Regions from separate parts of the Homo sapiens genome. Here region 2 is linked to region 1. Evidence: read pairs that join two places in POLR2A ChIA-PET (ENCODE). Cell type or tissue: OCI-LY7. All regions are shown on one strand.

Region 1 (4,000 bases):
GAAATTTATTTTTTAAGTAAATCTGATTTATTTATTTCTGATTAGATAATATATTCACCTGGCATAAAATTAAGAGGTACTAAAAGCACACAGTGAAACTCTGCCCTCCCACTCTGATCTCTTAGTCTTCTGTTCTCTTCCCCAGGCAATGGATGTAGAAATTTCATTGTGTAACTGCTAAGATAATCTATGCATATTCATGCAATTATGGACAAATATTTTTTTCTTTCTTCTCTTTTGCAATTGCGACTGTGCTATACACACTGCCTTGCACCTTACTTTTTTGTTGTTTTGCATTAAAGTTGGAGATTTATTTTTATATAAACATACAAAGAATAGCTTCATTCTCTTTTAGATGGCACAATAATCTGTGGAATGAAAATTTGCTAAAACGGGCCCATATTTAGGTTGTTTCCAATAATCTCTATTGAAATAGTGCTGTGATAAATAATACTGTACATATGTCACTTTGCATTTGTGTGAGTATATTTGTTGAGAAAATTCTTTCTTTCTTTTTTAAAAAATTTTTTATAGAGATGGGGTTTCCCCATGCTGACCAGGCTGGTCTTGAACTCCTGACCTCAAGCAATCCAACCGCCTTGGCCTCCCAAAGTGCTGGGATTACAGGCATGAATCACCATGCCCAGCCCAAGAAAATTCTAAAAGTGGAATGTCTGGGGAAAGGGCTTATGTATGTGTTATTTTGATTAGATGTTAATAAATCACTAATCTTCAAGGAGGATGTAGCACTTTACTCTACCAGCAGCAAGTTATATGGGTATGTGCATTAGTTACCTATTGGTGCCTAACAAATCACCCCAAAACTTAGTGACTTCAAACAACAATCGTTATTTCTCATCTCTCACAGTTTCCAGATGCAGGGGCGGCTTGGCTGGACTGTTCTGGTTTGGGGTCTCAGAGGAGGTTGCTTTTCAGATGGGTAACTTTGAAGATTTCCTCACATATCTGGTACAGGACTTACACCTCTGGTGCACAGGCCAAAACTCTCAGTGATGGAATCACTGGGACCACTCAGGTATCTCTTTCTATTTCTATTTCTTTGTGGTCTCTCCACATGGTTTCTTCAACTTGGTGACGTCAGGGTAGCCAAACATCTTACATGGGAGCCCAGGGCTCCAGAGAGTACCTGGAAGACAGAAAGAGTGCCAGGTGGAAGCTAGATCCTTTTTATGGTCTAGACTTTAGAAGCATGTCCAGGGCTAGGGGAAGGCAAGAAAGATGCCTGGGGCAAGTGATCGAAGGAGGCATCCTTATAAAAAGACGTGTTTGGATGTCACATAGTATCCCTTCCACGATCCATCCAGTGGGGAGAGTTAACAAGCCCACCCAGGTGTAAGGAGAGGGGACACAAAGGGAGGGAACTCCATCTTGGTGGGAATAGTGTCAGTCACATTGTTATAAAGAGCAAACTGGATATATGCTCAAGGTCTTTTCGCCTTTCCAATCTGATGAGTTAAACATGGCATTTTGTTTGTTTTTGAAAACAAACTTCTTTTTGAAATGTAATTGAATTGTACTTTCAAATCATATTACACATATGAAAATCTATGAACGAGGTGAACATCTTTTCAGTGTTTGCTTCCTCTTTAGCAAATTGTCTCCATAGCCTCTGCCCATTTTTCTATTGGTTTTTAGATCTTTCTCTGTAAGAAAAGTGTGTAGGTGGTTGTGTGTATGTGTGTGCAGAGACAGAGGAAGAGAGAAAGGAAATTAGTCTTTTGTTTGTGATGTGAGCTATAAACATTTTTTCCCATTTATTATCTACCTTTCGACTTTGCTTATGATGGTTTTTCCATGCAAAAAAGTTATTTTTGTGTAGTTAAATTTCTCTTTTCTTTTAGTCTTCTGGATTTTTGTCATACTTGAAAAGGCCTCTCTCACTCTGAAATTATAAAATTTTCCCCATGTTTTCTTCCACTCTGTGTGTGCATGTGTGCACGCATGAACACATGCACGTATATATATGTGTTCGTTTTTTTACATCTTTACCTTTGCTGTATTCAGTATTAATTTTACTCTAAGATATGAGGTAGGGGTGCAAATATCCTTTTTCTTGATGGCTATCTAGTTGATTTGAAATGTTGCCTTTATTATATAAATTACTGAAGTCAACGTTTGTAATTCCATTTCATTCATGTATGTGGGTCTTTATGTGATAGTGCTACAATATTGTAAGAATTGTAGCTGTGAGATGTATTGTCCGGTAGGGCGACTTCCCTTTATTCATTTTTATAATTTTGTTAACTATTCTTTCTACTTTTTAAATGAAAACCATTTATTAAGTTAATTGCATGGTGGTATTACTGGTCATGAAATGTGATTAGGATGAGCGAGCTCACTGGGTGTTTCAGATTTTTCTGAACATAAAAAAAGGGAAATGAAACAGCCAGGCATGAGCGTCTGTAATCCCAGCACTTTGGGCGGTGGAGGCGGGCGGATCATTTGAGGTCAGGAGTTCAAGACCAGCCTGGCCAACATGGTGAAACCCTGTGTCTACTAAAGATACAAAAAAAAATTAGCCAGGTGTGGTGGTGCAAGCCTATAATCCCAGCTACTCAGGAGGCTGAGGCAGGAGAATCACTTGAATCTGGGAGGTGGAGGTTGCAGTGAGCCGAGATAACACCATTGCACTCCAGCCTGGGTGACAGGGCGAGACTCCATCTCGAAAAAAAAAAAAAAAAAAAAAAAAAGAGAAATGAAAGGTTCTCTGGTATCCTAAATAGAGAGAAGCCTGTCATTAGAAGGAAGAAGTTTCCATCTCAAATCTGCAGAATACTCTGGAGGCTTGATCTGAGCCATGATGATACTTGAAGAGAAATAACTTAAATTGGTGGAGATTAATGATGAAAAAAACCCCTAACTTTTAATATGGTTATCTTCCTATATTAATAATTTAGATTTAATGCCAAATCTCCCAAGATAACGGAACCTTTCTTTAATTATTAGAAATCATACATAACTTCCATTTGTTCATCTGTAGTACTATTTCTATATAATTTATGTTTCCCTAAAAGCATGGGAAAGGAGTATGAATGGGGTTCACTCATTAGAAGTTTTATTCACCAATATTGTGTTAGATTTTTCCCTATTTTTCAACAAACAAGTTATTTTGGTGAGTATCTCTTAGAGCCACATTCTTGTTACTTTTCCACTTATGTCTCAAGATTGTAAACACTCACATATCTATGTTCTGACTAATGCACAACAATATTAAAGCACAGGCCTTGGCTCCTGTTGAAACTTTCCTACTGAAGAGATCAAAGGCATGTTGCTATTGTTCCCTCCCATTCTCCTGGGATGCTAGGAGATCCTGCAGAGTCTCTCGAAGGACATGATTTTAAACTGCCTCGAATTTGCAGAGGTTTTGCTATTATTCATTAATAAAAGGTCTCAGGATTTCAGTATTTCTATCAAGTGGAAATCCAAAGCTCAACAGTTCAAGTAAAGCTTGAATAAAAGGCAAATGGAAACTGAAAATCTAAAGACCCCATAGTGGGTTGACTTAGGTTCTCAAGAATATATGCCCAATACCTGTGAATATGACCTTATTTGGAAATAGGGTCTTTGCAGATATTACTAAGATAAGGTTCTCGAGATGAGATCATTCTGCATTTAGAGTGGGCTCTAAATCCAATGACTGGTGTCCTTATAAAATAAAGGAGTGGGAGATTTGACACTCAGAGACACACAGGAGGCAGAGATTGCAGTGGGTGTCAGCAACCCGAGGAACAGTAAAGCTGGCCAGGCAGGCAGCCTCCACAAGCCAGGGAAGAGGCTTGGAAGATGCTGTCCTTCAGAGCCTCCAGAAGGGACCCACCTTGCTGACACTGTGTGCGCTTTAGACTTCTTGCTGTAGGAATACATTACTATTGCTTTAAGCCACCCAGTTTGCAGTAATTTGTTATGGAAGCCACAGGAAGCTAATACAGGCCCTTTTACCCATCAAGGCTTTTGTCTTCAGAGTCCAGCAAAATTGTGA
Region 2 (4,000 bases), 360 kb after region 1:
CAGATAATTAATAATAAATGTAATGAACCTAAATAATATAGAAAACAAGAAATTCTAGTTTCTTAGCTTACAGCCAAAATGACATTGAGAGGTCTGGTCCTTTTTTTGTTTCATTTTATATTGCCAGCAGCACTTTTAAGCAATTGCTATGAGAAATTATTTCTCACATTATCCTTACCCTTATTGAAGCAATTCCATGAAACAATTTTATTCCAAGTCCTGTCACTCCTGAGTAAACTTAGAAAAATTAACTTCTGTGTCCGAATTTCCCTACCTATAAAATGAGAGAAGTGAAGTATAACAACACATATGCCTTCTGCCTCAGATTCTGCATTTAGGGGAACTGAGGCTCTAAGATAGTTCAGGCCTCATCTTCTCAGGAAGTTCTGTTTCTGCAATATGAAGAACATGTTATTCTTGTTTTGTTAGCATCAAAGCATTTATCACACATTATATCTCCCAACTAAAGTGTGGATTATTTGACATCAGAAAATTCTCTTTATCTTGTATCCCAAGTGACTATCACAGCATCTGATTTTTGGGAGTTTCATATACGTTACTAAATAACCTACTCTTACTCCATCTTCAATGATGATAATCTCTTGGAGACAATTGAGTTTGGTCCACTTTAATCTCCAATGCAGTCACAGTAATTATATAAAATTTTAAATAACCATAAAGACCTATTAAACTGGCAAGCTCTCCATTTTAAATATAATGGTTGATAAAGACTGAGAATATGTTTTGTTTGTTTTTCAAATTATACCATTAGGTCCACTCAAACTCACTAACCAAAATAACAGAAATTAGATGGTCCACTGGCAAAAGAATTAGATACCAAATGTTATCAGATACCATAGAGGTAAAGGCAGTCCTGCTAGTCCAAATTTCACACTCTATTTTGTAGTACCATATCTGAGCTATAGGAACTACATGAAAACATGTTCTGACTGAACTATAGTCAAAAAAAGATAATATGCCTAAAGATAGAGCAGTGGCAAGAAACCAAATTACGTCTTAAAGCAATCAGTAGGGCAAAGAACTGAACATTTAGAGAATATAAACATGTCTTACATGGATAGTAAATCCTTAAGAAAGATTTAAAAAATAGAGGTGTAATTTTATCCCCATGTGGCAACTTTCCTACATAGCAACTTTCCTACAGCTAGGGATGCTTGTTTTAGGTTGAGTTAGTCAGTCTCTGTGGTTTTATATTGGATGTAGCAAGCCTAAGGTAAGTAGCATATTGCAAAAATGCAAATTAATGTATTCCCAAAGCTTGAAAGTAGTAATACATGCTTTTTCTATTTAATATAAACATTTTTAATGGAAATGTTTATAGCTGAATCTCAGGGGAACTTCACCACCACTTAGAGTTCAGTTCATAAGATAAAGTTCTATAAACTATACATACTGCAGGCAAACATTTCTGTGTTCTTAGCCTGGTGTCAGGGAGATAAGAAGAAGGAGTAAGTGAAATTTGCAGAGGTTTGTATTCCACTAGCAGAGGGGAGAAGGTAAGAAGGTGGGCTCTGGAACCACACTGCTTAAGGTTTGCTTCTCTACCTCCTAGCTAGGTGACCACAGGCAAATTAATTTTTCTAACTTCAGTATTTAGTTATTGTTGTTGTTATGTTTCTTATATTAATAGTTCCAGGAGTTTTCCTTTTGAATCAGAAAAAAAGATGGGAATCTTTTTAAATAACAGATAAAGAAAATAAATAATAATGCAAGATTATCTTTTGTTGCAACATGTAATTATTATTTATTTTACCCCAAGTTGCCTGTATTTTCTAAAGCAGGCTCTGATTTTTTATTAACTTTCAAACTTTTTGGTATTAACATAAATAGAAACAAAAACAAGACATGCAAATTACTAGTTGCCTTACCAAGCTCAGGGATTTTAGAAGCTATTATATATCATGACTTGAAGTGAGGATAACAGTAAGAAGAACTCCTTTTATTGTTATGACAAATCACCTTGTGATGTAGGTTTCATACAAATGTTGGAGAGTTGTGCACTTGCTTGGAGATTTTTGAAAAAGACATCTAATTTTTTTTTTTAATATCTGAGCTATTAGTTTTTAAGGTTATGATTACTTTTCAATGTCATGGTAGGCTAGCAGGGGATGAATCCCTGATATCACAAATGAACCTTCCCCCTCTTTGGGTACATTACTGTAGAGAATGCTTGGGTTTGGTGCTACATACTACAATTGTAAGCACTGGCCTGGGAAGCTTAACCACCATTTAGAATTTGTTTATAAGAAAAAGTGCCAAATGGTGGTAAAATTACACCTAGTTTACCAACTCCTGGCCATGACTGGCCAATACTCCTGATGCTCTTTTCCCATTACCTACCACTTTCACTTGACAGTGCTCTCCATATATCCCAAATTATCATATAAGAATTCTAACCACCATTAGAGGATTTCCACAGATTAAATGGCTGCCGTTAGCATGTATATAACACAGCCACAGCTTATTTCTCTTGAAGAAAGTGAGAACTTAAAGTATTTGTTACGTACAGAATGCTTCTACACTATGCATTGTTTTCACTGTGTTTGAGAAGCAAACATCTTTAATAGCTATATATACTAAATTATTTGCATTCAAATGTTTTGTGTTTTCTTCTACTATCAATCAAGTTATAATTATCAATGTATAACTATCACAAATCCCTCCTTCCTAATTTGATTTCAGCAATACTCAAAATGCATAACGCTTTACACTATACGCATATCCTTTGCTTTAAGAGTTTAAGGGGTTCCAGTGTTTCTGCTTAAATGCAAAAATGTATTATTTAATTCAACTGTATTCTGTAAAATAAATGGAAGTATTTCTTTTAAGGAAGCATTTATTTTTTAAAAAAGGAAACATATCAAGTTGGTAATACTGACAATGTGTTCATAATTACATTCTAAAACCAAGTGTAAAACCTGCTATTAAATTTGTTTTTAAGCATTAAAGTATGCAAAGACTTAGAAGCAGTTGCAAAAGTAGCTCTGGCAATTTTAGAAGCCGGACAAGTTAATATATACTCAGAAAACCTGGTGACTACCAGGTATTTGCAAGGCATTTTTGCATGAAATATGAGGGCTTTTTCAGATAAAATATTTCATCTCCTTTGCAAGAACACAGATTAAGAATACTGAGATTTTTGACAAGTGTGCCAAGATCATTCAATGGGGACTGAACAATCTTTTCAACAAATGGTGCTGGAACAACCATTATAACCACATGCAAAACAATAAAGTTGACCTTACGTCATACCAAATACAAAAATTAACTCAAAATGAATCATAGACCTAAATTCAACAGCTAAAACTATAAAACTCTTTGAAGAAAACATAGGGATAAACCTTCTTTACCTCAGATTTGGCAAAGGATTCTTAGATGTGACACTAAAACACCAACAACAAAAAATAGGTAATTTGAACTTAACACAATTAAAAGCTTTTGTGCTTCAAAAGATGTTATCAAGAAAGTAAAAAGACAACCCAGAAAATGGGAAAAAAAGTCACAAATCACATACCTGATAAAGGTATGTATCCAGGATATATAAAAACTCTTATAACTCAATAATAAAAAAGACAAATAACCCAATCTAAGAATAGCCAAAGGATCTGAACAGACATCAAAGAAAATATGCAAATGTCAATAAGCAAATGAGAAGATTCTCAACATCATTAGTTATCAGCAGACTGCAAATCAAAACCACAAGATACCACTTCACCCCCACTAGGATGACTAGAATAAAAAACAGGTAATAGCAAGTGTTAACAAAGATGTAGAGAAATCTACATACCCATACACTGCTAGCAGGAATATAAAATGGTACAGCCACTTTGGAAAAGGGTCTGGAAGCTCCTCCATGATTAAACAGAGTTACCATATGACTAGGCAATTCCACTTGTAGGTATATATCCCCAAAAGAATTTAAAACAGGTGATCAAACAGAACACTTGTACAGGAATGTTTATAGACACATTATCTGTAA

The links. ChIA-PET counts read pairs that join two places held together with the same protein. Peaks named below come from ENCODE experiments on the same cell type or tissue, not always from the same donor. Only the 100,000 strongest peaks of a DNase experiment are listed, where the experiment ranks them.
Region 2: POLR2A ChIA-PET joins it to region 1 with 8 read pairs; 2 of 35 experiments call an interaction of 5 or more read pairs at or near these places.

What each region holds. Positions count from the first base shown.
Region 1 is chr5:78,731,344-78,735,343 of GRCh38, reverse strand. All of the region lies in intron 3 of LOC124900191 (a long non-coding RNA gene), which reads left to right. Among named protein-coding and RNA genes, the nearest start is that of LHFPL2, 85 kb to the right of the region's middle. In OCI-LY7, no CTCF peak of the experiment used is centred here; DNase peaks (open chromatin) are centred at 2,393 and 2,776; H3K4me3 peaks cover 850 bases; H3K27ac peaks cover 3,295 bases.
Region 2 is chr5:78,370,614-78,374,613 of GRCh38, reverse strand. All of the region lies in intron 1 of SCAMP1 (secretory carrier membrane protein 1), which reads right to left. Among named protein-coding and RNA genes, the nearest start is that of SCAMP1, 12 kb to the right of the region's middle. In OCI-LY7, no CTCF peak of the experiment used is centred here; no DNase peak of the experiment used is centred here.